Regions from separate parts of the Mus musculus genome. Here regions 1, 3 and 4 are each linked to region 2. Evidence: chromatin loops called from intact Hi-C (ENCODE). Cell type or tissue: left cerebral cortex. All regions are shown on one strand. Links, peaks and the distances in the headings refer to the core of each region. The heading gives the core; the rest is flanking DNA.

Evidence for each region. Peaks named below come from ENCODE experiments on the same cell type or tissue, not always from the same donor. Only the 100,000 strongest peaks of a DNase experiment are listed, where the experiment ranks them.
Region 1: it touches region 2 in a loop (2.3-fold over the local background); 5 of 42 quality-filtered maps call a loop at or near these places.
Region 3: it touches region 2 in a loop (2.5-fold over the local background); 10 of 42 quality-filtered maps call a loop at or near these places.
Region 4: a loop joins it to region 2, with 2.3 times the contacts of the local background. A loop is called at or near these places in 5 of 42 quality-filtered maps.

What each region holds. Positions count from the first base shown.
Region 1 is chr2:161,050,244-161,058,302 of GRCm38, reverse strand. Chd6 (chromodomain helicase DNA binding protein 6) reads left to right here. Exons shown (of 37, transcript NM_173368.3): 3 at 5,398-5,915. Among named protein-coding and RNA genes, the nearest start is that of Chd6, 55 kb to the left of the region's middle. In left cerebral cortex, for the core only: no CTCF peak of the experiment used is centred there; a DNase peak (open chromatin) is centred at 4,321.
Region 2 is chr2:161,104,741-161,112,799 of GRCm38, reverse strand. Chd6 (chromodomain helicase DNA binding protein 6) reads left to right here and starts at 3,714. Exons shown (of 37, transcript NM_173368.3): 1 at 3,714-3,811. In left cerebral cortex, for the core only: a CTCF peak has its summit at 3,365 (motif pointing left); DNase peaks (open chromatin) are centred at 3,626, 4,307, 4,856, 5,356 and 2 more places; H3K4me3 peaks cover 2,762 bases; H3K27ac peaks cover 2,302 bases.
Region 3 is chr2:161,174,704-161,182,762 of GRCm38, reverse strand. No RefSeq gene overlaps it. Among named protein-coding and RNA genes, the nearest start is that of Chd6, 70 kb to the right of the region's middle. In left cerebral cortex, for the core only: a CTCF peak has its summit at 4,795; DNase peaks (open chromatin) are centred at 4,876 and 5,096; H3K4me3 peaks cover 1,116 bases; H3K27ac peaks cover 947 bases.
Region 4 is chr2:161,040,720-161,048,778 of GRCm38, reverse strand. It overlaps Chd6 (chromodomain helicase DNA binding protein 6), which reads left to right. Exons shown (of 37, transcript NM_173368.3): 4 at 6,647-6,794. Among named protein-coding and RNA genes, the nearest start is that of Chd6, 64 kb to the left of the region's middle. In left cerebral cortex, for the core only: a CTCF peak has its summit at 5,700 (motif pointing right); DNase peaks (open chromatin) are centred at 3,407 and 4,083.

The DNA.
Region 1 (8,059 bases), core at 2,080-7,079, 55 kb after region 2:
GGAAAAAAAAAAAAAACTGTGAAAAGGAATCTCTTAGAGTCTTTTTAACTATGTTGATGAAAATAACTAAACTGCCTCTAAGAAGTGTGTAGAGTTTAATGACTAAGATTACCAAACAGTAGTAGGCAGGCAAAAATTAGCTAGCAAAACAAGGTGTAAGTTGTAATTACAAGAGCCCAGCTTTTTAGAGTTGAAAATAACTTAAGGGGACACAGCCTTACCTCACTGAAAACAGACCTATGCTGATTCTTTTTTTAATCTCCTTGTTTGATACTAAGAGGTATAAAATATGACAGACATGAAATTTGATATACAAATAGTAAGTACTTTAGTAATCTAGATCAATTAATCCAGTTTAAAAATGTAATACTACCGGGCAGTGGTGGCGCGTGCCTTTAATCCCAGCACTTGGGAGGCAGAGGCAGGCGGATTTCTGAGTTCGAGGCCAGCCTGGTTTACAGAGTGAGCTCTAGGACATCTAGGACTACACAGAGAAACCCTGTCTCAAAAAAAAAAAAAAAAAAAAAAAAAAAAAAAAAAAAACCTAAAAAAAAAAAAAAGTAATACTAAAACTTGGAGCTATAATCGGGAAATAATATAGACTTGGTGACTTTGGGAGAGCTTTGCTTCCGTGAACAAATACTTAGCAGACATAGCTGACATTTTCCATCCTTGAGAAAATACAAAGGTGATGATCAGGAAGAGCAATTAGGAATCGCAGACCTTGAGACCCTTAAACCATGTTTTCTTCCTTGAATGAATGTGGACATGACTTATTCAGTAAACAAATATTGCTGAGTTTTCCACATTTCTGCAAGAAGTATGTAAGTTCTACTTCAGGCCAGATGCTGCAGTGACTTAAATGGTCTTCTAAAGAAGTGTGTAGTCTGCTTACAGAAGGGTTAGGGTAGAGAATGGCACATGACGCAGGAGAGCAGGACTTTACAATGTGGGTGGCAGGGTAGTGGTCTGGTATTGAATAGAGACACAGGTGATAGTCAGCCCCACCAAAGAACTTAAGAGCTCAGCCAAGTTGTGTCAAAGAACTCCACATGGAAGCATAGGCAAGTTCTGGAAGGACCTAGGAGTAAGGGACAAAAGGGAGGCCTGGAGTGGAGTGCTCAGTTTTTGTGCTGGCAAAGGGTGAACTAGAATAAGTATAGTGGATTTAGCTTGCTGCCATGTTCCTAGCACAGTGTGTCCTCTCAGAGAGGAAGGCGAGCTCAGGTCTTTAGGAAGGCATTGACCACCAGAACAGATTGCTGGATCATAGATAGCCCTTGGTTGAAAATAGTGAGTGAGGAAGACTAACAAGTTGATAGCGTGAGCGAGTGAACAATTGATGGTGAGACTTGGCAGCAGCATCTGACAGAGCAGGGTTGGTGCCACAGACCTTCAGTTAGTTTGCATTTCAGTTTAGCAGTTTAAAGCATTGTCTTCATGAGCCAAAAGGATTTCAAATGGACTTTCTCCAACTCCTTCCTCCAAGCATCACATTCTCTCTTTGCGTTTTAATATACTTTACAGGACACTCCCTACCCCACGCATGCCCAATGCAATCATTCTATTGGTTTTGTATCTGAACTATGCACTTGAGCCCAGAGTAAAGGCCTGAATAGTAAAAGGAGGCTGACTCGTTGCCTGTGAGTTTCATGAGTGGAGCAGGGCACTCGAGCCCCAGGGTGAAGACTTCTGAGCCTCTTGAGAGGGAGGGGAAATGTTGATGGATTCACTGACAAGAACGGACCAAGTTGGCCCTCTTCAGTTCCCGGTCTCTCCTCGTCCCTTGGCTTAGCTTCTGTGTTCTTGCTTCTCTTTGTTCCTTCTTGCTGCCCTGGACTGTTTTTCTTCCATTTCTTCTTCACTCCAGTACCTCTGCTTCCACAATCCTCCATCCCATTATGGGACATCAGTGTCCTAGGGAAAGGTCATCAGCTTCCTCTTCAGTATGCATACACCCATACATTGTGTGTACATTTTTCTTTTAACCTAGGCTTTTGCCTGTGATAATGGACTAAATGAACTTTTCTTAATTTGAGAACCATTGCCTTGGACTGTAATCTTTTCATTTGTTTTTAAACCTTTTTAATTAAGATGAATGTAGTTCATTTAACTGTTTTTGAGGAGTATTATGGGTTAATGAGCTTAAATCAAAGGAACACCACTTGGTTTATGTTCTTTTAACAGCCCCTTTCTGTTTCTGTTTGTACCTTGTTCCTAGGCTTTTGCCCCTATTTAAGTTGGTAATATGAAGCAAATTATTGTTGGTCCCTTGTGGTCTACCATCTCTAGAGTTGTTCCTGTTAGAGCCATTTCAGAGTGGAGACACTGACATAGGAGTTTGTTCTCAGACTTTTTGTCTCTCCTGTCTCAGAAGTACATAAAAGAAATGTTTTTGTGTCAATTTTTTTTCCTGCTCAGGAATCTTTTCCAAGTTCCTAACATAAAAAATACTTCCATAAACCGGGCGTGGTGGCGCACACCTTTAATCCCAACACTGGGAGGCAGAGGCAGGCAGATTTCTGAGTTGGAGGCCAGCCTGGTCTACAAAGTGAGTTCCAGGACAGCCAGGGCTACACAGAGAAACCCTGTCTCAAAAAACAAAAACAAAAAATGCTTCCTTGTCTTAACAACCCCAACATTTAAATTAAAAATTATTTTACTAATACTTGCCACTTCCCCTTTCAACATCAAATAATTGTGCTCTTCCCCCTTTGGAAAGCACCAGCCCTGTCGCTTGAGGAGCTTAGCCTTGGCAAGTTGTTTTATCTCTCATCTGTAAAATTAGGGTGTGTAGGGGTGGGTTGGGGGGGGGGGTTGTTCCTGAATAATTATCTATGATTCCTGGTAGTGAAACTTTGCAGGTAGGTGTATATTTAGCTTAGTAAAGACGACCTGACCTTTCCCAAAGCAGTGTATATACTCATATTTAATAAAGCAGTGTATATACTCATATTTAATAAAGCAGTGTATATACTCATATTTAATATGTTTAATCAAGTCTCACCTGGCTGGGCTGGTGACCTAATAACCTCTTATGGCTCCCTGGGAAGTCATGAAAATACACATCAGTGTTTGTCAGATTTCACATCCACAGTCCTCCACTTACTAGCTGTATGGTCAGGGCACATTCCTTACAATCTCCACTTCCACTTCTCCCTCTATAGACTGGGCACCTTCACACTGACCTTGTTAGATGGTTGTAGAGGTTAGAGGTCAGGCCCTGTGCCTTATGTCATCCTAGTATTTCTGTTAAGACCTTGTGCCCTGGACATTAGCAGCTGCTGTAGATATTTTCTCTGGATTTGATTCTCTCTGCTACTGCCTACCTCCATCTTTGAAAAGTTTTCTGCGTGAGTAAAGAGACCCCGTCATGGCAGCCTCACTCTGACCTAGAACAAGCTATCTTGGTGGGATTTAGTCTTTTAGGCCTTGAAAGCCTCTTTAATAAGCAAATTACTTCTCAATTTCTTCCACTTAAAAAATATTTTTTATTTTCACACATAATGATTTTTGATCAAAGTCTTCTCCATTATTCTCTTATCCCTTCCCCATCCCATCAAATTTTCTTCTAAAGTCCTCCTCCTATGTTCACTATGTTTTTATTTTCTTCTTTTAGGTTAGGATTGCCCGAATGAGTACAGACAGGAATTTATTTACTTGAACAAAGGCAACGCACTAGTGACTGTACCACTTAAGACTCCCCTTCCCTCCAGCAATCAGTAACTGTTTTCCTACAGCTCCTGGGGTAGGGGTAGGGCTTATTCAGGCAGGTAGCTAACACTGCTGTGAATTCATGGGTGCAGCAACTGTGTCATGTCCAGAAGATTGTTGTTTTGTGTTATTCTTCTCCATCCTTCAACTCTTAAATTGTTCCTACTCCCTTTTCTGAGCTCTTTCCCAAGCCCCACAGGAGGTGATATAGATGTTCTGTTAGGGTTGAATACTTAACAATCCTAGTTTACCCATTGTTGCACACTAAGAAAACTTGATCTCTAAGGTCCAGGTGTCTAGGGCATGGACTTCATTAATACTCCCAGGACAAGCACATGGCATAATTCCTTCCTTTCTGAAAGCACTGAGTGTTGTAAGAGCAGCTGTTGCCCACAGGATTTAGGTTAGTTTATTAGCAGAACTTCACTTACTGTAAAGATCCAAAAGAAAAACCTTTCCTTTCTTTGGTGTTTTCCCCCAGTAATCTCAAGTGCTATGCTGTGAGCCTCAGACTGAGAAAGGGCACCAGAAAAAGCAGACAGGGTGACATGAGGCCGAATTTACAATGTTTTTTTCCCAGCGTGGGCCAGGAAGTGTGGGTACAGCTTGGGGAACCAGCACACTGGAGGGAAGCCACACCACCTGGGCAAGTATTTGTGGTTTATAACTTGCCAGGCCTTTTAATAGGAGAGCAAGCACTCACAAATGGTGCTGTTTCTAAACTATGACCAGAATGCAGTTTTACCATCTTCCTGGAAAGCTGGCTCTCCTGGGCTCCCCTGGGCCATTCTCTGTTCTAGATTAAGGAATGAATGTGTCCCTGGAGCTAGCACCCACATTATTATCCAACCATTGCCAACTTATCTTGCTTATGAAATGGCAGGTACTTTTTGGCTTACCAGACTGAAAGTATGAGATGAAACGTCTACCTCTAAAGAATTGTTTCCTTAGAATTGTTCACTGAGAGACTGCTTATATTTGATTGTACTCAGAAATGGCTTTGAAGTTCCCTTTCTGGTGCTACCTCAGCTCCTGTGACACGCTTCTGGCATCTGTCACAGGAAAGTTTCCTTCTATTTGGGTAGTTTGATTTTTGCAAGTGGCCAGAGGTATTTGGGACTGAGTCAAGTAGCATTCAATAGCATGCTGAACAGGCCTAGTTTTACTTATTGTCAAAAGCAAACTACCAACACTGACAAGTCAGTGCCCAGGATCCGTACTCCCACAAGTTGTGCTCTGACCTGATTTTTATATACTAATTATGTATTAAAATAAGAATTTGTGTGTGTGATCTGTTTGTGTAGGTGTGCATGCCATGGTGAGTGTGCAGAGGTTGCAGGGCAATTGGTTTTCACCTTTTATAAAGTCTTTTCACCTTTACAAGTATTCTGGGGATTGAACATGGATCCTAAATTGAACAGGAACATCTTTGCCTGTAATAAGCCATCTTACCGGCTCATGGGCTAACTTGTGACATATTATCAGCACCATGATCCTGCGGCATAAGGCCACAGATGGCTGTGTCCTGCTTGCTACTGTATCCCAAGGCCTAGTGTACTGGAACTAACACTTAGTAGCAACTCAGATACTCACTTCTTACTGACTAAATCTATGTCTTCAAACCTAATCGCACACTTTGTGTGGAGCAGTGAGAGAGTAATGTGCTTGCTTTCTCTTTCACAGTTGTCCAAGTTAAGAGCTTTGAATCACTCCCCAATGTCGGATGCCTCTGTTAACTTTGACTACAAATCTCCGTCACCATTCGATTGCAGTCCTGATCAGGGAGAGAACATTGAAGAAGCTGCCAATCATTGTCTGCCCCATAAGAACCTCTATACTACTGAAGAGGAAGCTGACACCCTTTTTTCTAGGAAATTGACATCCCATAATGGGATGGAGGATAGTGGAGGCAGAGGTACTGGAGTAAAGAAGAAACGGAAGAAAAAGGAGCCAGGGGAGCAAGAGGGGACAAAGGGAAGCAAGGACAGAGAGCCTAAGCCAAAGAGGAAGCGAGAACCTAAAGAGCCAAAAGAACCCAGAAGGGCCAAGGAGCCGAAGAGAGCCAAGGAGCCCAAGGAGACAAAGCAGAAAGACGGTGTCAAGAAGCCCCGGAAGCACCGGGAGGCCTCCGGTACCAAGGAAGGTAAAGAGAAGAGAAGCTGCACTGATTATGGATCCAGGACAAAGTCCAAGAAGGCCAGGTGTGTGCTTTCCTCCTTGCCCTTGCCTTCATGGGGCTGTTTGCCTTTGCCATTAACCCAACCCCTAGGCCTGACTTGACTATACCTGTGCTGGCCCAAGCTGTATACCTTATTTACATAACTTCTGGCATTGATGGCAGGTGGTATTATCTAATTTCTAATTATTTTCTAATTCTGATTTCCAAAATCACACTTCAAAAACACTTTGCTTTTAGGAAATTCCAAGAATTGCTAACCTTCTTCAGATTCCAGTGGTCCTTTTTAGTCTATGTTCCTAATATTTAGCATTCTTCATATGGTGTGTTTGTGTTCTTTATGTCCTGTTAGCAGTCAACCAAAAATGAACCCTATTTTACTTCCTGGCCATGTAATTTCTTTGTATTCAGTTTGTATTTAAAAGAATTTAAGCCAGGCAGTAGTGACACATGTCTTTAGTCCCAGCACTTGGGAAGCTGATCTGTTGAGTTTGAAGCCAGCCTGGTTACAGAGTGAGTTACATGACAGTCATGGCTACACATAGAAACCCTGTCTCCAAAAAAACAAATGAAATAAACTACAGCAACAACAGAGTTTAAATGTTAACTTGTCTAAAGTGTATTGCATAGGACACCCTGGATCAGAAAGCAAGGACACGTAGACAGCAGTGGCACAGAAGCAGAGGACACAGCCCCAGGAGTCAGTGGTACGAGCAGACAGAACTCTACACACGAGTTTCCTCCCAGGCTCTACACTGTATTGCAAGGCCATTTCTGATCTAATTTTCTAGTTCAGTGTCTGGCACAGTCCATAACTCTTCATAGCTGCTGAAGCAGTGCTGAATAAATGAGGCCAGAGAAGACCATATGACTTGTGTAGGTCAGAGGCCTAGGCATAGACTCACCATATAGTGCATAGCAGGAGAGAACGTGCAGCAGCCGCACTCCTCACACAGGAGTTAATATTTGCTGTCTGTATACAGTTACTTCTGCATAGCGTTGTATTTAGACTTTCTGAAAAAAATTAAAAAAGAATGTATATGCCTTAACTCAAAGAACTCAAGTTTCTGAAGTGTGAATATAGAGGCAAGGTGTCTGTCTCTCTTTCCTGTCAGACCATGAAGTCTTAGGGGTTGATGTGAATGCTGAGAACACGCATAATGAGGCTGTCACTTATCTGTCTGTCTCGGGTCAGAACACGGAGGTATGTTTTAGAAAGGATTTTAAGTGCAACTTCAAGTTTGCTTTGTGACTGGTTTCCTCTTCGGAAGGACAGTTTGTCAGGACCCGACGGGTAATTCTTAATCTAAGCTTAAATATTGTATTATATATATAATATTCACTCCCCCCGGGATTTCATTTTTATCTATCCAAGAGCTGACAGAGTAGCTATAAAATACTGTCCACCTTAGAAGGGCAGGTAAAATCGGTATCCAGACTAATGAAAATCTTAGAGGCTTTAGTTCTCATTTAACATTGGAAGGATACTCTGATCGCCAATACATAGTTAGGATGGTATGGTAATTTTTGCTTCTGCCAATCATTTCCCTTGTATGTTGTTTTGGGGAGCTTACTTTTTTTTTTTTTTTTTTTAAAGGTAAAGGAATGTTTGAAGAAGGAAAGTCAGATTAGTAGAGTTACTTATTTTAGTCTTAACAGAAAACCACAGTGACTTGCGAGTGTTTGAGAATTGGGGTGACTTGGAAAACTGTCCTCTGACTTGGAGGACACAGAGTACTTACCTAAATTCACCCATATTCTGGTGGGCTCTTATATTGACATTTTTATGACTGCTCCTTAAAGTTCATATTGACATTATATAAGATATCAAACAAGTTAATAATATGTAAACATAAATTATAAATTCTATTTTAGGAAAATAGGGAGTTGTTTCACGAAACAAAATTGAATATCAACTGTTGTATCAAAATCAAGATTCTGATTAATGAAGACCTTACAGCATTAAATGAAAAGAGTGTGGTTTTGATGTAATTAAACTGAATAAATGAGTGGGTTGGAGATGTTCTTGTCCTTTTGCAGGCTGTTAACATGGAGGACAGTGAAGTCTTGAGCTTTAGAAATCCAAGAGATGTCCCTTGGTAGGAGAATGGCAGGTAGATAAGGGTGACCACCTCTTTAGAAATAGGGACCCAGGCTTTGTCTGTTCTT
Region 2 (8,059 bases), core at 1,364-6,363:
TCCCAATTCTCTTCTGGATAATTATGCTTAGGACCAGCAGATGAAGGAAGGAAGTGAGCTTGGGGGACCAACAGGAGTGTTTAGGGGATGCCCACAAGTGACACAAATCTTATTTCTACCAAGATTCATTTTTTCAAGAGGTCAGTTGGATGGGCCTACTCGGAGTAATTTTGCTGTAAGTTTTCAGGGTAAAATGAAATGGCCTGGTGAAAAAAAGCCTCTTTATCTCTTCCATAGATTTTGAGACAAGAACAATGAAGAAGCTCATGTTCTAATGGAGGAAACAGAATGGAGGCAGGAGAACACAGCCAAATATCTTCCACCTCCTCCTTATAGAGTTATCATCAGAAAGTTCTGGAAGTGCAGGAAGTCTTTCTGAGGCTACTGTTTTGAGTTGTAACATTTTTTTTCTCTCCTGGGACACCATGGGTATGGATGTATTACTATATGGTACAGGCATTCTTATATTTCTTTTCTCACCTTTGTATTAGGCCTTCATAGCCTCATGGTATCAACTGACTCTTCTTGCAGCTGCAGTGGCAAGTGGCTCTGGGTGTGGGCCATCTGACTTCACACATGTGGCCCCTGATAGCGCTTTGGCTCATGGCCCTCCTTCCAGGGTCCCTGTTGACACCGCGTTTGGGAACACCACAGAAGCTTGCTTGGGATGTAGCCATGACTAACTGATGTGAATCCCTGCCCAATGAAAGAAGAGCTGGTGAGTCAACTTCCTTTCTTTCCCTACGACACAGGCAATGCCGAGACTCATGTTACATGGCTTCTTAGAGAATAATCTCAGAGCAGAAACTATCCACCACACTTAGAGCAGGCCAAACTAAAAGTCATTCTGAATTTGCTTTTCATCCCTACCTTACACTCACACCTCATTCCTGTAGCACAAAACCAACCTCTGCTTCTGGGCAGAACTCAGCAAAATGCAGCTTAGCTGCTGCCTCTTCCCAGAGTGCTGCCCTGTAGGGCCCTAGCTGCTTTCAAAGTGCTGAAGAGTCGGCTTCTCAATTCTGCAGACCTATTCTTTCATGGCTGGGCCTGCAGTATCTTGTCTTCTGAATGTAGCCTCAGGCACTTCCTTTGCTCCCACACATTCTATTCTATTTGGTTGTGAAGCCATCCTGGACTCCTATTGATTCCCTGTCTGACCACCCCACATTGTGTCTTTGTGTCTTATGCTATTGACTTGCCTCTGAGAATGGCAAGGCAAGGCAAGTCTACCTTTCCGTTCTGTCCAGCTCCTGCCCTTCCCCAACAATCTCTCTAGTCTCTATGCCTCTGCTTAATGGTGCTTCTTCCTCTGCCCAATTTTTATTTCCTCAGCCTCATCCCGGACAGAATAAATTCATAGATGTCAGCCCCCTTGAGTACTGTTGAAAGCTCTAGAACCCTTGATCCTGGTATTTGGGCTGACTGGGTCTGACTACCAGCTTTCTGGTCCATTAGTTGTTGCAGAAACTGGATAGGAAGGTAAGTAAGCTATCTCTTAAGAGGCCAGAGCAAGGACAGTTAGCTACCAGCTTGGCAGGATTGGCGATTCTTGGGATGTACTTCTCTCTGTCTTGTCTCCAGACTGCAAGCCTCCCTTTGAACCAGGATGCTGTCTGCCTTAATACTCTATCTTTGTATCTATAAAAACAATACCTACAGACATAGCTGATACTTAATAGCTAAGGAAAGATGGAAAGAGGAGAAAGTTTGGGCTGTGACACATTGTGGCCATCCTTGAAACAAATGGAAAAAGGTGGCAGGTGAGACAGCTATGTGATGTGCACTTTCAAACTAGACAAATTACTGGGGTAGTCCAAGAAATGAAGAAGTGCCTTAGCTAGGATTACTGTTACTGTGATGAAACACCATGATCAAAAGCAACTTGAGGAGGAAAGGGTTTTGTTTCTCACAGCCCCATGTAACACTTCTCACCAAAAGCAGAGAGGGCAGGAACTCACAAGGGGTAGGAATCAGAAGGCAGGGGCTGATAGAGAGGCCATGGACGGGTGCTGCTTACTAGCTTGCTCCTTATGACTTGGTCAGCTTGTTTTCTTATAGATCCCAGGACCACCAGCCTAGGAGTGGCACTGCCCACAATGGGCTGGGCCCTCCCCCATGAATCATTTAAAAATATGCCCTACTGGCTTACCTATAGTCTGATCAAGGCTCCCTCCTCTGATGACTCTAGTTTGTGTCAAGTTGGCATAAAACTAGCTAGTACAAGAAGCAGGACCCAGAAGAGAATTAGGGCCATTGGCTGAAAGACATAAGACAACCAGGACTTCTAAGAAGCTAAACATATTCTCTTAGGGAGTACAGGAAGGCTCTGTTAACATTGTGATTACCCTTGACACACTCATACCACCCTCATCCTAAACAATTCTGACAAACTGCTCTTGGAGTCATCAGACTCAGATCATTCCTGCTTTAATTAAGATAAAGTGAGCTTTTAAAGTCAGAGTCCAGCCAGTTTTGGACTTTTTTTTCTTCTTCTTTTATTTAAGTATTCACTGGGGAAACACTCCAGATGGGACAGGCAGGAGTGAAGAGGAAAAGTGATCACCAGGTCCCAGAGTAGGGAGGATGCTATGAGGAATATTTAGCTAGGCAGGATAGGCTCTAAATTCCTCCTTGCCCTAATTGTTCCTCCCCCATCTCTGGTCTGATGTCCTTCCTCCCGCCATCTGTTTTCTTTATGGCATTTATCACTACCTGCCTCTGTGTTCATTTATTTATTTTATTTATTGCTTTTCCTTTGCCTGTTCGGTGAGTGCAAGGGCTTTGTCCTATTGACCGCTACATCCTCCGTCTCAGATCAATGTCAGGTATTTAGTGGGCACTTAAAAATTAGCTGCTAAAAAACGAATTACGGAAGACAACAATTGGTTGAATCTCTGTCATATGCTAGGCCCTGTCCTTGAGGATGCTACAAGGATGGTAGTGGAGATAGGCCCGAAAATAAACACACCATGGTTCCACTCCTGATGTTACTGAAGCATATCCAATGCGCTGCAGGATCCTCAGGGCTGGAAAACTCCCGGGGTGTGCAGGGCCCTGGGAAGACGTTCCTAGTATGCTAGGGAGCCAGGCGGATCTGCAGTATAAGCAGCTGGAGACTGACGACCCGGCTCCTCGCTTCCCTCGGCCTCTCAGCATCTTCTTTTTCCTGTCCGTTGGGACCTTCACCTCTCCTCGAGTGCGCGTTGCAGGATCTGGGCGCCGGCGGGGCGCTCACGTCGTGGGACCCCAGTACATCTTCTCCCACCTCCGGAGAGCCAATCCCGGGTTTTCCAGCTTGCTTGCCCACTACCTGCGAGACCTCCACCTGCAGGTTGAGCCCCAGCCGCGGGCCAGCGCCCAGGTCCTCGCCCCCTGCTTGCAAAACAGAGCGCAGCACCCCGCCCCGCCCCCTCCGCCTGCGGGACCCCAGCCCCGCCCCGCCCCCGCGGCCCGGCCGCTTCATTCCGGGGGGGCGGGCCGGGAGCTGCGCTGTCTGCAAGGCGGGGAGATCTAGGCTGGGAGGCGGAGCGGCTCCGACATCGACCAATCACCGCTGCGATCACATCCATGCAAATACGAGCACAATGGAGCAAGCCCATCACTCGCTCCTGCAAGCAAGCTTGAAACGGGCTTCTGTCTGATCGGCAGCCCACACGACCAATGAACCTGTGTTTTGGGCAGGCGAAACCCAATAGCGCGGCAGGGAAGGCGGGCCCAAGCTGGGTTAGGGTGTCCTTGCAGGGTGTCTGAGCTAAACTTCACCAAATAATAGCTGTTTGTATTTTGGCTGCTGCAGGAGCCATTTTAGGTAAGTTCTTCTCTTAACTTTTTATTTTCCTGCCTGGCCCCGACAAGCTGGGCTTGCCCGCGGGGACCCTGTCTCCGCCCCGCTGGCCGGGATGGGGCTGCCCTATGAATGGAGCGGGGCTGAGGGGCCGCGGCGGCGCGAGGCCCGGCCGGGCAGGGGTCCGAGCGCGGCCGCGGGCGTTCGGCCAGGCCGAGGGCCCCGAGGCCTGAGGCGAGGGGTTTGGCGTCCGCCCCTCCCGGCTGCCGCGCGCTCTGGCCGCCCGCCCTCCGTCCTTGGGAGAGCGCCACTGCGGGGCCACGCGCCCAGGCTTGGGGTCCTGCTTCAGACCCCAAGCGCGGGCCTTTGCGGCGGGGCGGGGCCTGCCAAGGCTTCCCAGGGGACCCCGGCGGCCCACGGCGCGTGAGGGCCACCCCCGCGCCCGCCAGCCGCTACCGCCCCCGCGGAGAAGTTGCTCCGCTCCGCGTCCTGCGTCTGTTTGCAGGGGTGGAGGAGGGTGGGCCGGTGCCAGGCTGCTGCTCCGGGAGGGGGCGGGGGCCCCGGCGCGTCCCCGGGTCGCGCGCCCCTCCGGCCGGCTCCTCACGCACTAACGCGCACTCGCCCCCGAAAATTTGAGCCCTCAAGACTCCAAGCCACCAAGCTACCCCGCTGCCAAGTTTGGTGCGTTATTAGATTGCATGTTAGAGCTTGCAAAGAAATTAGAGAGAGGGAATATGAAAAAAAAAAAAAGAAAAAAATCTGTTTCCTTCAGGGTATTTATTTCTCTTCTCTGTTGAGAAGTAACGGAGGAATGTCCTTCCTAAAATTTCCAGGGACCATGCCTGTCAGATGTGGAGAGGGGTTGGCAGCTCCTTGGGTTTTAAAACGAGGTTATTAGGAAATCCCCGCACTAGTGAGATAATTGAAATGTGAGTTTGTTTGCAGCTTCAGTTTTATTTGATCCAATTAAAAATGCATAAGCATGCACTTTATATTTGTGTACATAGAGTATTCCTAGTTTCAGTTATGACTAATATGACTGTGGTTTCACGAGTGTGGGATCTAATAAGGCAGTATAATTCAATTTTGAGCTCGTAGGCCCGTGTTCTCCAAATTAGGCTTTATAGACCATTAGTAATCTGGCCAAGGTTTCTAGAGAGTCTCTGGCATCTCTGAGCATCTTTCTCCGGGGCTTGTTTGTGCCTTTTTTGCCACCCCTCAAGAAACTGTTCATTTCTGCTGTAACAGATCCATGAACAGAGAAAATAGATATTTTAAATATTGACAGTTTTCAAGAGTGTCTGAAATATTTTGCCTAGGATTTGATTATTTCCCAAATGGTATATAAGAATACCATGCCAGTAGGCCCTCATATTGGCATACTCCATGGGGATCTGCTTATGGTGCTTTTGGAAAAGTCTGGACAGACACCATGCTTTCTTTCAGAGCTCTGAGTGCTTGACTTATTGTAAGGGAGTGAGCGGGTCTGTCTCATTCACTGTGGGTAGCACAGTAGTTTAGTTGGAAGCCAAGTTGGAAGATCAGGTTGGCAGCCTCTGAGAGAGTTTTTTGTGAACTTTGTGGTTCTCTGGCAACAGAAGGATTTGAGATGTGTGTATGATAAAATGATTAGGCATGAGTTGTCATGTAGCCTGGTTTATGCCAACCAGAGCAGGTGGTTTCACATAAGGGGTGTATCCATCCCTTTAACCAAGGGCCTGGGAAAATGTGAAGCGGTGTGACTTAATTTGGAGTTCCTTCTGTCCCAAGATTTCATAGATGGATTATTAATGTTTTGTATTTAAACTAACCCAAAGACTAGGAAGATGGCCTGTGTGGTAAAGTGTTTGCCATGTTAGCATTAAGACTCAAGTTTGTATCTCTAGCATCCACATTAAAAAATCAGGCATTATGGCTAACTCCTGTCATCTCTGGGGCTTGTGGGCCAGCCAGCCAACCTAGCTGAATTGGCAAACTCTAGAGTGAGAGACCTTGTCTCAAAAAATGTGGTAGTAAGATTGAGGAAGAAACATTTGACATTTGGCCTCCATGTGCACAGGCGCACTTACCCAAGCACACACAAAAAGCTAACCTGTACATATCCCTACCCTCACTCTGTTGTTTGGGAATCTCTGCTTATAGTAAGTAGTTTGAAGTGGTTTTTTTTTTGTGTGTGTATGTAGTCTGTCTTGGTGAAATGACATTGGTTTTGTGGTCTCCGATGTTGCAGTTTCTCTGGAGTCACGATCTTTATTTTTTGTTTTCTTTTCTTTTCCCCCCTTTCTACCACAACTTTCAAGTATCTTTATAATTATTTTTATAGTGGTGTAATAGGAGGCCCCTGACTCTTCTCAGTATATGACTTCAGGCTAGAAGTTGAAAAACCAGTTAGAAGTGGAGTGAGAGAACCAGAGTTAGGCCTTCCATTTCAGGAAGATCTGCAGGAGATTTCTTTGTATTTATCAGTATACTTTCCTTGTAACTGTCTCAAATAGCAAAGAATATTTAGCAGGGCTGTATCTCTTTAGGAACCACATTAAATTTGTGATTTTTTTTTTCCAGCTGAATATCGCAGAAGGTTAATCAGAAACAGTATGTCCTGAGACCACTATATTTTGAAGATTCTTTGGTTTAAATTTAAAAAATATTTTTGGTTTTCTGGAAGCATGGCTTAATCCCAACCGAGTTTGTGATCATTTTCTCTTGTGTTAAAACCATGGAGCGGGGTCCTGTCCTGTCATTGCATGTGCCCTCCAACTTATGTGGGAAGTCTGTTGGGAAAGACCAGTGGGTCTACATGTGCCCTTTGAATAGGTTATTGGATTCAGTCTCTCCCTGCAGAAATACCTTTGCTACAGGACAGAGATGGTATCCACATCCAATGAAGAAACTGCTTTCTTTAGTCCCTTTTCCCCAGTGGTTGTACTGCTTATTGCAAAGCCTGCAATAGTTTGGTTCTTAATAAATACTTATGTTTCTTCTACTTCCATCCCTCATAAAAGCTGTGATTTAGTTTGAGTAAAAAGCTACAGTGGATTTCCTGGGGTTGCCTGCATTTTCCTATACCAGATTATTATACTGCGGACTCCAAAATACATAAAGTAATAGTTAGGGTTTGGTGTCTGTTCCTTAAGGAATATTTTATTTGCAGTGGAATGTGAGACACTTGAGACAAGCAGCAGAGAACCAGCACTGATTGGAGAGATACCCGGTGTGCATCTAGCACTCAGCTAAGGACAGGGGCCATGGGTGTAAATGCCTTTGCTTTCTAACCATTTCATGAAGCTGGGCAGCAGCTCACTGGGATGAAGTATCATGTTCAAGGCCACCAACTCTGGGTAGAATTTGAACCCAGATCCAAAGTAATTCCTTTGGATCCAAAGATGACTTCAGAAGCTTGAGTGTACCGTCTTGTTTTAGTCGTATGGTGCGAGGTCAACAACCATGCCTTTCTAAGTCTGCATCAGGCTTGCTTTTCCATTTCAAGAATCTATCACCGAAAGGGGGACATACAGCGAGGGCACGGCTTGCCCGCCTTCCCCGCCCGAGGTGCACTTCGGAGTTCAGAAGAGTCTAGTGCACAGCAGTCATGGCATGCAGAGGGAGAATGGAGTCACTTCCCCTGCCAGAATGTTCTTTTCTTTTGTTTGTGTTGTGGAGGCGTTGATACTCTCATGAGAAATTCTGCTACTTCCATAAAAGTCCTGAAGGTAGTAAAATAGAGTTATTTTAAAATGTCCATTGCTGTTCCCATCCTGAACTAAATGGTTTGGATAAAATCCAGAGACAAATGCTTTGCAGTACCTCTTGTTTGTTGGTTTCTATAGCTTGTGGTAGAGTTTGTGTGCCCTCAGTGCTCTTTATGTCCTTTACCATTCTTACTCTACTCTGGGACCTTTAGAATATATAAGACACATATGACATGACTTAAACTCCTTTTTGGAAGTTTTTTTTTTTTTTTTAACTTTGAACGTTTTTCCCCTCTGTAATCATGAATGACTTAATTAAAAAATATTTTATGGCCGGGCAGTGGTGGCGCACGCCTTTAACCCCAGCACTTGGGAGGCAGAGGCAGGCGGATTTCTGAGTTCGAGGCCAACCTGGTCTACAAAGTGAGTTCCAGGACAGCCAGGGCTATACAGAGAAACCCTGTCTCAAAAAACCACAAAAAAAAAAAAATTATGTGTATGAATGTGTACTCTGTGAGTACTCAGGGGTTACAGAGAATTTCAGGCCATCTTTGTGCCCTTTGGGAATCGAGTCCAGGTCCTC
Region 3 (8,059 bases), core at 1,860-6,859, 69 kb before region 2:
CTACTCCTCCTCCTCCTAGGGTCCTAAAAACAAACCAAAGTGCCATTCCATCCAAGTCCTCCTGGGAGCCAATGAGTGTGCTGGGTTTACTTTACAGAGAATAGGCAAAGGGCTACAAGGCTGGGCTGAGAGTGCACTGGAGGATGTGCACTCCACGTGGGTGAGGACTCCCAACAGCTGCAGGGATGAAGTCCTCTTCCTTTAATCCCAGCAACTCCGCAGACGCAAGACCAAGGGCAATTAGGGCAGAATCAGAGGCAAAAACATAACTGGGAGAAGCGGTTGGAAACAGAGTCCAGTGACCACCCCACTCCCTTCCCCTCCTTCTATGAGGAAACGTCAGCACTGTCGAGCCCTGCTATGGCAATCTGATGCAAGCAGGCTCAGCCAATATGATAAATAAGGTGGCTGTTTTCTTCAGAGGATGGCACATCACAACAGTTGTTTAACGCGATTTGTTTGTGGGGGCATGACCAGCTAAATGGTAACTATGATTAATATTTTATTTTAAATTATTTAAATAATTTAAAATGTCTTTAAAATTTTTTTAAAACGTTAATAACTACTTCATGTACTGAAGTCTAATGTCTTCATTTTACTCTCAAGAAAATAGGAATTTATAAGCAATGAGCGCCTTGCTCAAGGTCATCCAACCTGCCAGTCAGGTCCAGGCTGACTCCTGAGCCAATCCTCCTCCCACAGCTGCCCCTAATCATCAGTAGCAGGTGTTCATTTGGGCTTTCATTTTACACACAAAATTTCAAAATCAATCATATCATCCCATAAAACAGCAAAGAGTTACTCACTGGCTCCACCGCTGTCCCTTCACACGCAATCCCAACATGTCAAAATTGAAGAGCCGGTTACGGAGCCCCGGTTTCATGAAGCTTCACTGACTGGCTGAGACTCATCAGTTCAAAGTGTGCAGGAGAGACTCTAGAGGCCAACTGTAGTAAATGGGAGGGCCTCAGCCTATGAGACAGAAAAGATCAATTCATTCATCTGCCGGGTTAACCCAGCAATTGCTCTGGGCCAGGGTCCAGGTAGGATAGTAGAGACGCAGTCACAAATGTGCACTGGCCATCTCCTGAGCCACATACATTCCGTTCCGTGTGTGTGTGTGTGTGTGTGTGTGTGTGTGTGTGTTCTTCCACCCAGCTTAAACTATAGCTGACCATACTTTGGACCTAGGATGGGCAGGGGAGGGGGTGGGGGTGGCTTTTGAAGACCTAGCCAACAAGTCTGATTTCTCTGGTTAAATGTCTTAGAAACACGTGGAGGTCAGAAACTATTGAAGAGTTAGAGATGCTGTCTTACGTAGGGCTTTCAGATCTTCCCATGCCATAGAGCACGGAGACAGAACTTGTCAGTCATCTCAGAGGTTCATGAAACAGCACTAGAATGTTCTTTCCAGGACGTGCCGCCTCTTAGGTTCTATCAGACATTCTGGGTGTTTCACATACGGACAGAAACAGAGACCGATTTGAGTCACTGAATTTCTTCTGAAAGTGACAGAGGTGCTACATGATTGTTCCAGGAGTGATGTCCAGGGACACAGCAAAGACTGACAGCATCTGAAATTCAGTCTTTAAACTTTCAGGTTTCTGTTCTGCCTAAAAAATGTCCAAATGAGAGCAAGAGGAACACAGGTAACATTGTAAGGTTTAACCCTTGTCCGGATAGACCTAGAGTCCTGTTCTATGTTCCCAATTACTATTTGGGTAGTCTTTGGGTACACAAGTAGATACTAGCTTTCTATCCAGCAAAAAGGAGCTAAGCCCTACAATTGTTAGATGAATTACATAAGACAGAAGATGAGACAGTATCTGACTCATGGTGAAAGTGACTCTTCTGTTTTCACCCTTTTGCTTTTCTTTTTGTTGTTGTTGTTTTTTTTTTTTAATGATTCATTTATTTGTTTTATATGATTACACTGTAGCTGTCTTCAGACACACCAGAAGAAGGCATCAGATCCCATTACGGATGGTTGTGAGCCACCATGTGCTTGCTGGATATTGAACTCAGGACCTCTGGAAGAGCAGTCAGTGTTCTTAACCACTGAGCTATCGCTCCAGCCTTCCTTTTGTTGTTTTGTGTTCATGAAAAATGGAGGCCAGGTCTTATCAAGATGCCTAAGCAATCTACCACTGAGCTACACCACTGAGGCCACCCCACCTCCTTGCTCTTTAAGATACCAATCTCTAACCTGCTGTGGACAGAAACCACAAGTCACCCTCTCATCAAGGGCCAGGTGAAAGATGTGGTTAACTATTCCACTCTTTCTCTCAATGGATTTTTGTTGCAAAAATTCCAACTGTCTAGCTTATATTCTGCATCTCACAGAGACAGAAAACACATCCCTGAAAGGAGACATCCGTTGCCTCCTCGTGGGAGAGATCAGTGTACAAACCAGTAATTATATAGTGGAAGGATGATAAGTCAATTGAGAACCTACAGGGAGAAGGGCACAGCGAGGTGATAGTTAAGCCAAGACATAACGACTGAATTGAAGTGTGAATAGCAAGCAGGAGAGGGGAGGGCTTGCCCATCAGTGATTTAAAAGGCACAAGCCAAGGAATCTAAAATAAAATATGTAAGGGTCAAAGAGTCTCTAAAGAAGCAGTAAAATCATTGTGTTCGACAATGTTTTGTTACAAAGTTTCACACAGACTTGAAACAATGTAAAAGAAAAAGATGAGGGGCTGGAGAGATGGCTCAGTGGTTAAGAGCACTGACTGCTCTTCCAGAGGTCCTGAGTTCAATTCCCAGCAACCACATGGTGGCTCACAACCATTTGTAATGGGATCCGATGCCCTCTTCTGGGGTGTCTGAAGACAGCTACAGTGTACTCATATGCATAAAATAAATAAATCTTAAAAAAAAAAAAGAAAGCTCCGGCTGCGGTCAGCTGACTCCATGCTTCCAGGCCTGGGGTGAAGCAGAGCATCATGGAGAAAGACATGAGGGAGCAGAGATGCTTGCCTCATAGTGTCTGAGGAGCAGAGAGAGGCCTAGGAAGAGTCAGAGGTGAGATATAACTCCCAAGAACTTGCCCCTGAGGACCTGTCTCAAATCAGACTCACCCGCCAGTTTCAACCACGTCTCGGTAATGTTGTATTCTTAATCAAGGGATTAAACCACTGGTTAGTCAGAGCTCTGGGGATGTAGCTCCTTCCTTAAATTCTATTAACTGAGAAATAAGCCTTTAACAGACGAGCCCTCTGGGGATACTCCACACTGAAACTGTAACCGTCATGGTGAGTGTTGAGAATGTCTCTGTCTAGTTTAGAAGAGGCAATAGGTTGTTTGCTTCTTCATCGCTCTAACAAAATACCTGACAAAAGGTGACTTAAGGAAGAAGGAAAGGTTGGTTTGGGCTCACAGTTTGAGGGTACAGTCCATGGTGGCAGGGAAGGTTCAAGATGAAGAGTGTGAGTTGCATCTGCCGTCAAGAAGCAAAGATGAATGCTGGTGTTCACCTCATGTTCCCTCTCTACGTGGCTCAGGACCACAGTCACCTCCATGGTGCAGCCCACATTAAGGCTGGATCTTTATACCTCAGTTACACCAATCTAGGAACTCCCTCACAGGCACATCTGAAGGCATTAACCATCAACAGGCAAGGATGGAGAGACGGAGGCCAGCTTCTGCTTATTCTAGTCTTAGCCTACTCACTGCTCCAGTCTCAATGGATTCCTGTGAGTCACAGCAAACCATCAAACTCTTTGCTGGCTCAGGTTGCACTTGTGTTCCTTCTGCCTGGACTACTCCTTTGTTGGCTACTTAAGAATTTCCATTCTCAGCCCAGTGTGCTGGTACACACCTTTAATCCCAGCACTGGGAGGCAGAGGCAATTGGATCTCTGTGAGTTCAAGGTCAGCCTAATCAACAGAGTGAGTTCCAGGATAGCCAAGGCTACACAGAGAAACCCTGCCATTAAAATATTTTTTATAAAATAAGATAAAAATAAAAACCTCCCATTCTCTCAGCCTTCAAGTTTCAGATCAAGTAATTTCCCTCTCTGATCTCAACCTAATGCATGTCTTCCACTATTCTCTCCTAAAGCATCCTACTTCTTTCTTATCATATTTAATTTTTCTTATTTATATTATGTGGTGTCTGCCTTCTCCATTAGACTGTAAATTCCATGTAGATGAGGTCATTCAGCGTTGTCCCAGGCACCGCCACAATACCTGACAGCATGGTTACATTTTCAATAAGTACTTAATAAATGAGCCAGTACAGCTAGGAAAATCAAGGCTCAAAATAACAATGTGCCAGCCAACACAATGAGAAAAGATAGCTCCTTGGGCAGGTATGAGGCCAGATTAGTTCAGAGAGTGCGGAGTTCTAACTGTACTTCTGTCTAGCTTGGGCAGGCCAATAACTCTTTATTCATCCCTCAGAAAACTGAGAACCACACGGCTGCAGCTTGGCAGAATGGAGGTTTTCCAAGCCTGGGGGGCTGGGGACAACACCCAAGGGATACCTATCTGAAAGACAAGCCACCTCTCCAATACAGCGGGAGTTACTGCCTACTGCAATTCTTTACTTTAAAATGACTTCTCCCCATCTCATGTGCACAGCGCTTCCCAAGAACAGCAAGTGTTGCGGGCGTAACTTAGGGCCATTATTTGCTCATTTTACACAGTTTTTCTATTTCTTAGTAAGTCTCTCTAAAAGGTGATTACTAGAAACCCAAGCCTGGGGACGCTCAAGATTAATGGATAGAAGGAAAACCCCTGCTCTGGGACATCCTGTCTCTACCCGCAGATGTTCTTCCACAGCGCCTTCTGGCGGAAGGGAGGAACCAGCGTGGACAACCACCAATCTTTTGCAGTGATTCTTGCCTCTGCCTGCTGCAGCAAAAAGACCAGGGCGCAACAGAACTACAAGCCAACGTTAGTTACTACATTTCCCAGGGGGCCTCGAGGCAAATTGGTTCTGAGCAAAGGCTCCAGCTTGTTTCCCCTGCTTAAAAGTGAGATGTTTTAATAAAAAACAGTTTACTCTTCTTCACAGTCTATCATGCTCCTAAAGGCTCTGAGGAAACCACGCACTGCTCGCCTCTAGAGGAACTAAAAGCCGCAAGCTCTTCTGGGAAATGTAGTTTTCAAAACGATTTCTAGGAATCCGGGGAATGCGCTTTTAAAAACAGAGGTGGGTTAGGTTGAATCACATGATCTCCGCCGTCTGCTGTTACCTGACTGTGAGTGTAAGTAGATCCTGGGCTCAGAGCAAGTGGCATCCACCAGTGCCTAGACTGGACTTCTAGATCGGCCTCCTCAGCTCCTCGGCCATTCCGCATTTGCATAGTCTCTCTAGTCCCGACTCTCCATAATTTACAGACTCTATAGGACCTCCTCGTGCTGTTTTAACAGCTGCTGCCTATGTAGCAGCTATGGAGACGCTCTAATTGCTTTATAACGTTAGTGAAGAAGCCATTAATGGTCTACCAGATCGCCTTGTCTTCGGGAACTTTTCCACTACCTGTTCTCACTTTACCATTTAGTCTTACCCATGACTGTGTGTGACTGACTTCACAAAAGTGAAAGGCCTAAATCCATTACATTTATCAGTTTCCTCTTGGATTTTGCCCCTTAGTCTGCCTAGATCTTAGGAATCCGTGCATACCTCAATACCTTTTTGGAACGCCAAACACCTAGTAGTACAATAACCTGACTTGAGTAGGCTAGGTTTTCCTCGTGCAGAAAGTGCAGTACCTAATCTAACATGTTGATAACACTGAAACCAATGTCCCAGAGTACAGTGGGCAGGTAAATAAGTTATAAATCAGTAATTAAAACTGAGGGGGAAATTAAGTAAAGGATAAGTCACAGAAGAAGAAATGAAGTGACCATTTTATCACCAGGAAAATGTAAACCAGGACACAATAAGATACTGTGCTAAACCAACCAGGTTGGAGAGATTTTTAAAAACCTTACTTCATGCATCTGTTGGTGGTCACTGTGATGGAAGGAAGGTAAATGTGAACGGAGAGAGCGGCTGCTGAGAACCATAGTAACACAGGCTGTGGAAACCCTGTCTTTGCTGACTTCCATCACATCTTACACTTCACATTTGTCCTCTAAAGGCACGGGAAGGAAAGACAGAACAAAGTAAAACTAGACTGGAAACTGGGTGAGATGAGAAAAAATATTAAAGTTTAAAAGAAACACAACATACATAGAGAAACAAGAAACGGAGAGAAAAGCAGCCGACTCCCGAATGATACATTGAAACAGATGAGTTTGGGGGATGGGGAGGAGGGGTGAGGCCTCTTCCAAAGCGTGATGATAGAGAATGGTTGTTTCTGATGAAAAGCCAAGCATGAGCAATGGTTTTTTTCCCCCCAGATTTTTATAAAATTAAAGGATTTTAGCCCCCCTCCCCAAATTCCCTTGATTAGTGGCAGGTGTATCAATACGTAATCCAACTTCAAATTTTAATGTTTAAAAAGAAGTTTCTTTTCTTCCTTGAGCCTAAAAAGACATCCCAACTGATAGTCTCAAGCATATTAGAATCCCCGACTGCACCACCTCTGTAGTGCCTGACTCCCAAGCAGACTGGGCCACCGCAGTCATACAGGCTATAAAGCAATGATGGTGACTACACAGCCTGAAACTTCTCAGGAAGTATGCTGCCAAGCACTGGAGACAAGATTAGCTTCCTTTTGTTCATACGATGATGATGTTTTATTAATGTGTAACTCGCATTCCCCTGAAGCATGAAGCCTGCTTATCATACAAAGAGAAAATATTTAAAGACTCTCAAATGTCTTTAAGCATTTCTATATCACTTTCCTACATCATGTGATATTTTATATAATTAAGAAAGCAGAATAAAGTGGTGAGTTAGTAGTTAATCACAAGAGGCGTTGCTCTGAATGCATTCTAATTTATTGCCCCTCTACATGTAGCTGTACCATCTGATTCTAAATTTAAAGGCAAGTTGTTCAAGAACAGGAAATTACAACTACATTTACACAGGTCTCTGGGGGAAACGCATGCAGAGAATAGCCAGATCTTTATATATACAAGGCAATATCCGGAACAAACCAGAACAATTTTGGAATCCCACACAAAATTAATATTTTAGTAGTTGAGCTCAACATTCCCAAAGAATAAGGAAATCTATACATCATAGAAAAGTAAATCACATAGACATCAATTTTGAATAAAATAGAATAATGGACTTGTGGTGGTTTGAATAATAATAGCCCCCATAGGTCCATAAGGCAGCATTAGGAGGTGTGGCCTTATTTAAATAGGTACAGCTTTATTGGAGGAGGTGTGGCCTTGTTGAAGGAAGTGTGTCACTGTGGAGACATGCTTTCATATGCTCAAGTTGGGCCCAAAATATAGGACTCTCAGCTCCTTCTCCAGCACTAAGACTGCCTGCATGCTGCTATCCTTCTCTCCATGATGACGAAGGACTAAAACTGTAAGCAAGCCCCCATTAAATATTTTCCTGTATAAGAGTTGCCATGATCATGGTGTCTCTTCACCAATAAAACCTGAAGACAGCACCTCAAGCTATTTGTACACAATCAGTTGATTTTTTTTTAAGTTGTATCAATTCATTACATACAAACATTTTTGAAAACCAAAATAAATATTTCTAGAAAAATATTATATATATAGCCCCACGTTTAAATTAGTAGACCCAACCTAAATTTAAAAATCACTCTAGAATTGGAGTGCAAGTTCCAAAACACTCAGGCTCAATTTTATATTTAGTTCATGGCAGTCCAATTCATCAACCCACACTTGTCTGAGCACCATATTTTGAATAGTACAAAAATAAAGCATCTAAAAACGGAATTTTCAAAGGAGTAGGGTACATTTTACTCCTTTGCTCAAACTTTATATTTGCTTTATAGTATTGACTTTTCCTTGAGTAGTTATAATGTTTAGTTTAAAAGGTCAACTGTGAGTGTAATGATATATAGATATATAGATATCTCCTATACTCTATTTTCCAGTTCCTCTTTCCTCTTTCCTTCACTTCCACATTCCTGAACAGTAAGAATACAAGATGTAGCCAGGCATATGACACT
Region 4 (8,059 bases), core at 968-5,967, 64 kb after region 2:
CCTCCCCAATTTTTTGTCTTGCATATTGACTCTGTAGCAGGCCCTCTCAGTGGCTAGCTTTGGTTTTGGTATAAGTATGGTTTGCTTGTCTCCTCAGTGAAAGTTAAAAGCCTGAGATCAGGGCCACCATCTCTTTATGTCCTTTATTCCCTTGGGGCTGATCACCAAGAAATTTGTAAGACACAAGCACAGTATTCTACATACTGAATTTAATCATATTCAAGAACACTTCTCCATCAAAATAAGATTTATATAGGATACCTATGAACTCGTTAATATTTGGTGGTGTTTCTGCTTTATAATTAAAGATAGTTCTGAAATAAAGAGATAGGTCAGAGGTTAAAAGCTCATACTCTATACTTTCAGGGGATGCTGGGTCCGTTCCTAGCATCCATGTCAGACAGTTCACAGCTGCTTGTAAGTCAGGCTCCAGGGGATATGGAGCCTCTTCTTTCATCCTTGGGCACTTGTGCTCAAATGCACAGACCATACACATAATTTAAAAAATAAAATGTTTAAGAAATAATAATAAAAGATAAGTGAGTTGTCCAGGACAACAGACTGATGCACCTCATTCTCAGATCTTCAGGTTTCCATGACTAAGGTCAAAAAGGAAAGTAGAAGATCCCTTATCAAAAAAATTTGTAGGAATTAGCCCCTTTTCCACAGACCTTGCATACTCAGTGGTCTTCTTTGACGGAATAAAATGATTCCAACTCTTTTTTTTTAATGATTTCATTTGCTTTGAGAGGCAGAAAGCAACAATTGAGTGTGTCCTGGAGCTAAATAGTGACTGCAGTATCTACCAACCTTTTTAAAGGTTGATATTAATAGTGATTTATATTTAGAGCTTTCAGGATAAGAATCCAAAACTCCAGAGTAGGGAAAGCTGTCTTTAAACAATATTTTCCTCCTTTCTCCAGATTGTTTTGAGTGTTTTGTTGACCCCCTTAAGGATATAAAGCCTAAGCAAGACAAATCCCTCCAAGAAGTTGTTTGGCTTTGTCATTGACTCTGAACTTAAAATTTCATTTACTATAACTTGCTTATATTATTATTATTAATAATAATATTATTATTATTGTACTTTTATCCCAAGGAGGATTAAGATTACTTTTGTAAGGAAACATAACAGGTATGTGTGTACAATTTTACACACAGTGCTATACATATGTAAACACATATGAAAAAAGCTGTTGGATCCTGTGGAATCATGAAATTGATGAGAGATCTCCAGTTCCTTGGGGGAAGCCAGATTTTAGCAATTGAGAAAGGTTTCTTTAGAGAACAGTTCATGGTATAATAGGTGCTGCTGTTCTTAATGGCAGCTTTTGCATCTTACATTTATCTTCATGTGCCTGTGAACTTTCTTTTTCCTAAGAGACTTCCTCTTGAAGATGTCTGCTTCTTTCTGTAAAGCACAACTTGTCCAGTGTTCTAGTTTTCTGGGATTCCTACTCAATACAAAGGAAGTGAGTACCTGAAGACTTTGTGTGTAGCTCTTTAGATTGTCTGCTCCTGAACAAGAGACCAGGCTTTAAGACTCAGTGTCTTAGTTGGGGTTTTACTGCTGTGAACAAACACCATGACCAAGGCAACTCTTATAAGGACAACATTTAACTGGGGCTGGCTTACAGGTTCAGAGGTTCAGTCCATTATCTTCAACGTGTGAACATGGCAGCATCCAGGCAGGCATGGTGCAGGAGGAGCTGAGAGTTCTACATCTTTATCTGAAGGCTGCTAGTGGAAGACTGGCTTCTAGGCAGCTAGAACTAAGGTATTAAACCCACGCCCATAGTGACACACCTACTTCAACAAGGCCACACCACTTAATAGTGCCACTTCCTGGCCCCCATAGGCTTGTTCAAATACATGAGTCTATGGGGACCATACCTAAACATTCCATAATGCAAAATACATTTTAGTCCAACTTAGTCCCCCATAGTCTATAGCAGTCTCAACAAAGTTAAAAGTCCAAATTTCAAAGTCTCTTCTGAGATTTCCATTAAGCACCATTTAAAGCATTCAACTGCTTTCCAAATCCAAAGTTGCAAAATTCACATTCTTCCAAACAAAAGCATGGTCAGGCCTATCACAGCAATACCCCAGTCCCAGTACCAACTTCTGTCTTAGTTTGGGTTTTACTGCTGTGAACAGACACCATGACCAAGGCAACTCTTATAAGGACAACATTTAATTGGGGCTGGCTTACAGGTTCAGAGGTTTAGTCCATTTTCATCAAGGTGGGAACATGGCAGCATCCAGGCAGGCATGGTGCAGGAGGAGCTGAGAGTTCTACATCTTCATCTGAAGGCTGCTAGTAGAATACTGGCTTCCAGGCAGCTAGGATGAGGGTATTAAGGTCACACTACTTAATAGTGCCACTTCCTGGCCCAAGTATAGAAACCATCACACCAAGTTAGAGGTTACTAGTAGAAACTTGGATATGAATCTGTTGTTGGTTAAGGCAAGAGCCTAGCTTTGAAATTTTGCATGTCAGAATGACTCATTTCTCTCTCTCTCTCTCTCTCTCTCTCTCTCTCTCTCTCTCTCTCTCTCTCTCTCTCTGTGTGTGTGTGTGTGTGTGTGTGTGCATGTTGTATATGTCCTTGAGTGTCCCAAGTACACATACCTGTGCACACATACGTGGAGACTAGAGTGGAATGACAAATGTCTTCCTTTATCATTCCCTGCCGTGTTGACTTGAGGTGGAGGTTATCTCACTGAACTCTATCTGGCCTTTTAGGCCCCCTTTCTCTGTCCCCAAATGCTGGAGTTAAAGGTATGCACAGCCATGCCTGCCTTTCTCTGTGAGTTCTGGGGCTTCAAAGCCAGATCATCATGCTTGCAAAGTGTGTGTTCTCACCTCCGAGTGTCTCTCTTTATCCTTGAAAAGCAAGAAATTAATCAGTGTGCTGGCCCACGGAGAGGACTGTCCACCTTTTTCTCCTGCTCTCAGATTTTGCTGTGTCTAGGGAAAGCTGGGATAGCGTCTTAAGAAAAGGAATTCTCTGACTACATTCCAGAGATCATTTCTTAAGAGGAGCCCTAAGAAAATTGTAGTCCTAAAAGTGTAGCAGATTCTTTAACTATCCTTTGAAAATTGTACTCCCAAATGAAATTTCATCATGGTGGGCTGTGGGGATCAGGCATACATTTATGTATTTAACATTAGCTAAGTATAAAAAGCTAAAAAAGAGGAGGTGTTGTGGTTGTTTTGCTTAGCCCCCATTCTCTGCTTCAGCCTTTCTCCCAATTTGTTTTGCTTTGTCAACCTAGAGCAGATTTTTGTAAGCTTAGTAACACTTTAAAAGTTTTGCCTTCTCATCTGTGTTGGTTTCTCCTAGAAAGCGTGGAACCCCAGGACTGTAACAATACAGACTTTGGAGATAGCTTAAATACCACTGCACCAACTGTCGTGTGACATATGAATAAGGAACTCTCAGAAAGCAGTTTATGAAAATTTAAAGCATCAGCATCTGAATCTAGGCATTATGGTTATGCCTGTAACTCTAGGCCTTGGAGGCTGAGGCAGGAGGATTGCCAGGCTAGCCCGAGTTACATAGTAAAACATGGCACTTTTTAACAGTTCCCAAATTAAAAATTCAACAACAACAAAATACATTGAGTACCGAGAGGCTAAGTTATATGAAGATCTGAATTTAGTGATTTCCTTATCAAGATTTCAGGAGCTATTGCTTAAACAGTCAAGCGTGACTGACTGGTGAAAGGTCTGAGTTGGGTTGTTGTCGGAAGCAGGATGCAGTGCATAGAACTGCCTTCGCTGTACAAGAGAAACCCTTCTGTAAACTAAGTTTTCTATTTTTAGTTGCTTTTAATTGTTAAAACACTGCATCTTCATCTTAGACGTTTGTGATTCTGTTCAGTTTTGATTATATTATTTCCAACTTATGCTGGTCTTTGTTTCATTGGTGCAGATTTAACAGTTAAAGCCTCCAAGACAGCACAGATCTGGCTCGATTTTGTCTACAGCAGATTGCATCTGTACCCAAAACAAGTGCCTTTTAACCAGTGTCCTTATTTTCTGTGCCAAATCTGTTCTCTATTTATAGATGGAATTAAATGTGGGTACTATGAAAGTTGAATGAAATGTGCAAATGAGCCATTTCAGGGTAGTGTCTGTATTTTGGCAGCATACTTGTGGGAGTATCAAAGCCTGGGGGGATGCTGGGTTGAGATTCTTAGGAGCTGTTTCTACAGTGGAATAATGGTCCCGTGCTGGAGTCCGTAACTTCTGCTTGTCAATGGATGCTGTGACCAGGGTCAGGAGCTGTCCTTGGTTTAATGATTGTAGCTCATTCTTGCCCGCTAAGGCAACAGTTTTCACTGCACCATCACTGCCTGGACGGTTTTAATATTTTAAATGGGATGAGGAACTACTTGAAATAATGTGCTTTGATAGATATACTCTTCAGTACCTCAAATGGATGGCACAGAGTAGTAAGACCTGTAATTGTGGTGCTGTGATGTTAGACATGTAATTGTGTGACACTGTGATATAAGATCTGTAATCGTGTGGCCCTGTGATGTAAGACTTGTAATTGTGTGGCACTGTGATATAAGAACTTTATTGTATGGCACTGTGATGTAAGACCTGTATCGTGTGGCACTGTGACACATCATGTACCCGTTCATCACCAGAGCAGCACTAACTCTAACATGTGCTTCTCAAAAACACCTGGGAGCCCAGGTGGGGTTAGGGGAGCAGTTTAAGAAATCCCGTCTATCCAGTATTTAATATTGTGGTTGTGCCTATTTGGAAAGCCATCTAATAAAAACTACAGGAAGTAAAGATTCCCAAAAATCTTAGTTCATGAAGCCATGTAGAACACTAGAGAGATAGGTTTAGACTTTGATATAATTTGTATGTTGGTAACTCCTTGTATATTATAAATGCATAGTGGGTGTGTTCTTACAGTAGATACATGTTTTATTATAGAATCAAGTTTCATTTTGTTGCTAAAATAGGTTATTTTCACACACACACACACACACAAACTTATGCCTTCCTTTTTCCTTCCCTGTCCTACAAGTTAGTTTTTTCTAGGTAGAAGCTAAAAAAGGTAGGATTATAGAAGTAAGATTGCTTTGCTCAGTCTCCAGTGCTGTTAAACAGGGAGTGTTAGAACTTTGTATTATTCAGAACTCTTGGTTACAAGCAATGCAGACCCTATTTAAATTATCTTAAGTTTAAAACTGATAATTGTGGATATTCTGGCTTTCAGAATCAAAATGAAAGCTTTAATTGAGAGTTCCAAGGATTTTTGTCTCCAATTACTCTCTACACATCCCTGGTTAGACTCATGACTTAATGATGTAGATAAAAAGACATTAACGTTCCTACCCACTCCTCTCCAAAATAATTTTTAAGATTTATTTTATTGTGTACGTGGGAGTTGGGGTATTGGTGCAGGTGCCCACTGTCCCAAATTATTTCTTTTTCAAGGAAAAACTCCCAAGTTATCCTAGCTGTCATCTCCAGACCAGTCAGTTAAGAAAGGAATAGAATATCATAGCCCAGCCTTGGCTGTGTTTCTTTGTAATGTTTTTCAGAATTCTATATATGCCTTTACTCAAGTAAACTTTCCCCAACTACAAAAAAAATCTTTTAAACATTTATTAATAAGAGCATTTTGTCTGTACTTGTCTGTGCACCACGTGTATGCAGTGCCTTTAGAGGCCAGCAGAGGGCGTCAGCTCCCCCGGAACTGGAGTTACAGATAGTTGTGAGTCTCCACATGGGTGCTGGAAACCAAGCCTGGCTCCTCAATAAGAGCCCTTAGTGCTCTTAACTGCTGAGCCATCTCTCCAGCCTCTGCAAATAATCCATCCATTAATGTAGCTATCTTATCCATTCCTTAAAATTCTTAAGACTTAAGTATTAATTGAGTGCTTGCTGTATGTATAAAGGATAAGATTAATCAGGAGTACAGAAACTAATCAGATTATCTGGGAAGGACAAGAGAGATACATGAGTTCTAAGTTTGGTATCATACTTAAAAACACTGGCTTTGGCGAAATAGCAGAGTTTCAGTACTTAAAGTATTTCAAGGTGTTTGTCAAATGTAAAGAATTTATCATATAGACAGGTCAGGGTCTTGGTGGGTTTTTGCAGCATATACTGCCCACCTCCAGTGAATCTTGTATATACTGCCCTGGGCTGTGGCTATAGGGGACGTCACCATGCTCACAAAGGCAAGGGCAGTGTTTGTCTTGAGTTCCTACTACTCACTCTGGGCCTTTTATATAAAACATGCTCAGAAGACGAGGATGACAGATTGCAGTGCTCGAGCTTCCCATGTTCCTTAGAGGGGTGCTGTAATTTGGTGATTCTTAATGTCAGTGAAGTAATCAAACTTCCTAGTTATGACTTTGGCTTAAATTCAAAGTGAGATTTTAGAGAAATTCCTATTTTTTCCCTGTAACATTAATCATAGCCATGGCAGTCATTGTGGGGAATGAATAAAGTGGATTCTGCCTCAATCCGTGCAGGTATTTCTTTTCATGTTTCTTCACATTTCTGGCACAAGTCCACATTGGTCCTGGAATTCCAGGGTATGATTTCATAGCCTAAACAATGAGTTTTCAAAACTGCCCAACAGTTTTAATTCTGAATGTCTTGTAGCAGGGAGCAAGGACCAACCCCAGTGGAGAGAAAGAAGAAAGGAAAAAGGAAAAACGAAACCACCGTGGAGAGTTTAGAGCTGGACCACAGTCTTCCAAACCCATCTCTGCAGAGCCCTGAGGAGCCCAGTGAGTCTGCAGACAGCCAGGTACAGCTGTGGCTGGGGACCTGCTGGACGTTATAGACTGGTCTAGTCTGGACGTTCATCAAGTACTGCTCTGTCTGCTTACTGACTGAGCACACAGGCCATACACAGGCCTTTTCCAGTCTGATAATACATTAATAATACATTGATAATATATTAATAAGCTCCCAGAACTTAGTGTATTTGCTCTCTCTTAAAGTAGGGTATTTCATATAGTCTTCAGAGGCAGTTGATGTGAAGAAAGAACTTGTTATTCAGGCTATTGTAAGGTTCAGAGACCTGTTTTACCATGTAGTGCTCTAAGTGCTAGGCCAGGGTATACAAGACATCCTCATACAAAAATTTTATATAGACATACATATATATATGCACGCATGTGTGTGTATATATATATGTATGTGTGTGTATATAAATATGTGTGTGTGTGTGTGTGTGTATGTATGTATACATACACATTCACACACACACACACACACACACACACACACACACACACACACACACACCAGAATAAGGGAAGTTTCCAAACAGAAACAGAAAGTGGCAATCTAACTTAGTTCCTAACAATATGTGATTTTTCTTTCTAAGTTGAGGTATCTTCTCTAGGACATTTGAAAGTGCTATTTCCTCTGATGTCCACAGCAGGTATCTGAACTGGGGCACCATTCAGAATCAGACCACGCTGGTAGGTCCCCTTGAGTTTCTCGTTGATGTTTGCTCTAGGCAGGCGTTGGCTTAATAACATCAGTCTTCATACATCAGCATTTGTCTACTGTCATAGCAAAAGCCACCACATAGCCTGTAAGCTAGAATTGGTGGCTGTCAGATGACTGTGCTGGCAGGAAAGCGAGTATATTGAGCTGACAGCATTTGGCAGAGTTAATGGTTTGTAGAATGATTTCTAAGTGGAAATGAGGAAGAGTTTTTTGTTTTGTTTGTTTTTTAAGAATCCCTCAAATGGGACTGGAGAGATGGCTCAACGGTTCAGAGCACTGGCTGTGCTTCCAGAGGTCCTGAGTTTCCAACAGCCACATGGTGGCTCACTGGTGCCCTCTTCTAGCGTGCAGGTGCACATGCAGATAGAACACTCACATACATAAGACAAGTAAATCTTAAAAAAGAAGACAAGCCCTTCAAATGGCATTAGACATTGCAGAGGCGAGGTGGTGAGGGAGTGAGTGATAGCAGCACACAGATGCTACAGAGAATCTTTTAGAAGAAAAAGCAACTGAGGTTTTGTTTACCTTGTTTGGCCTGTAGTATTTAAA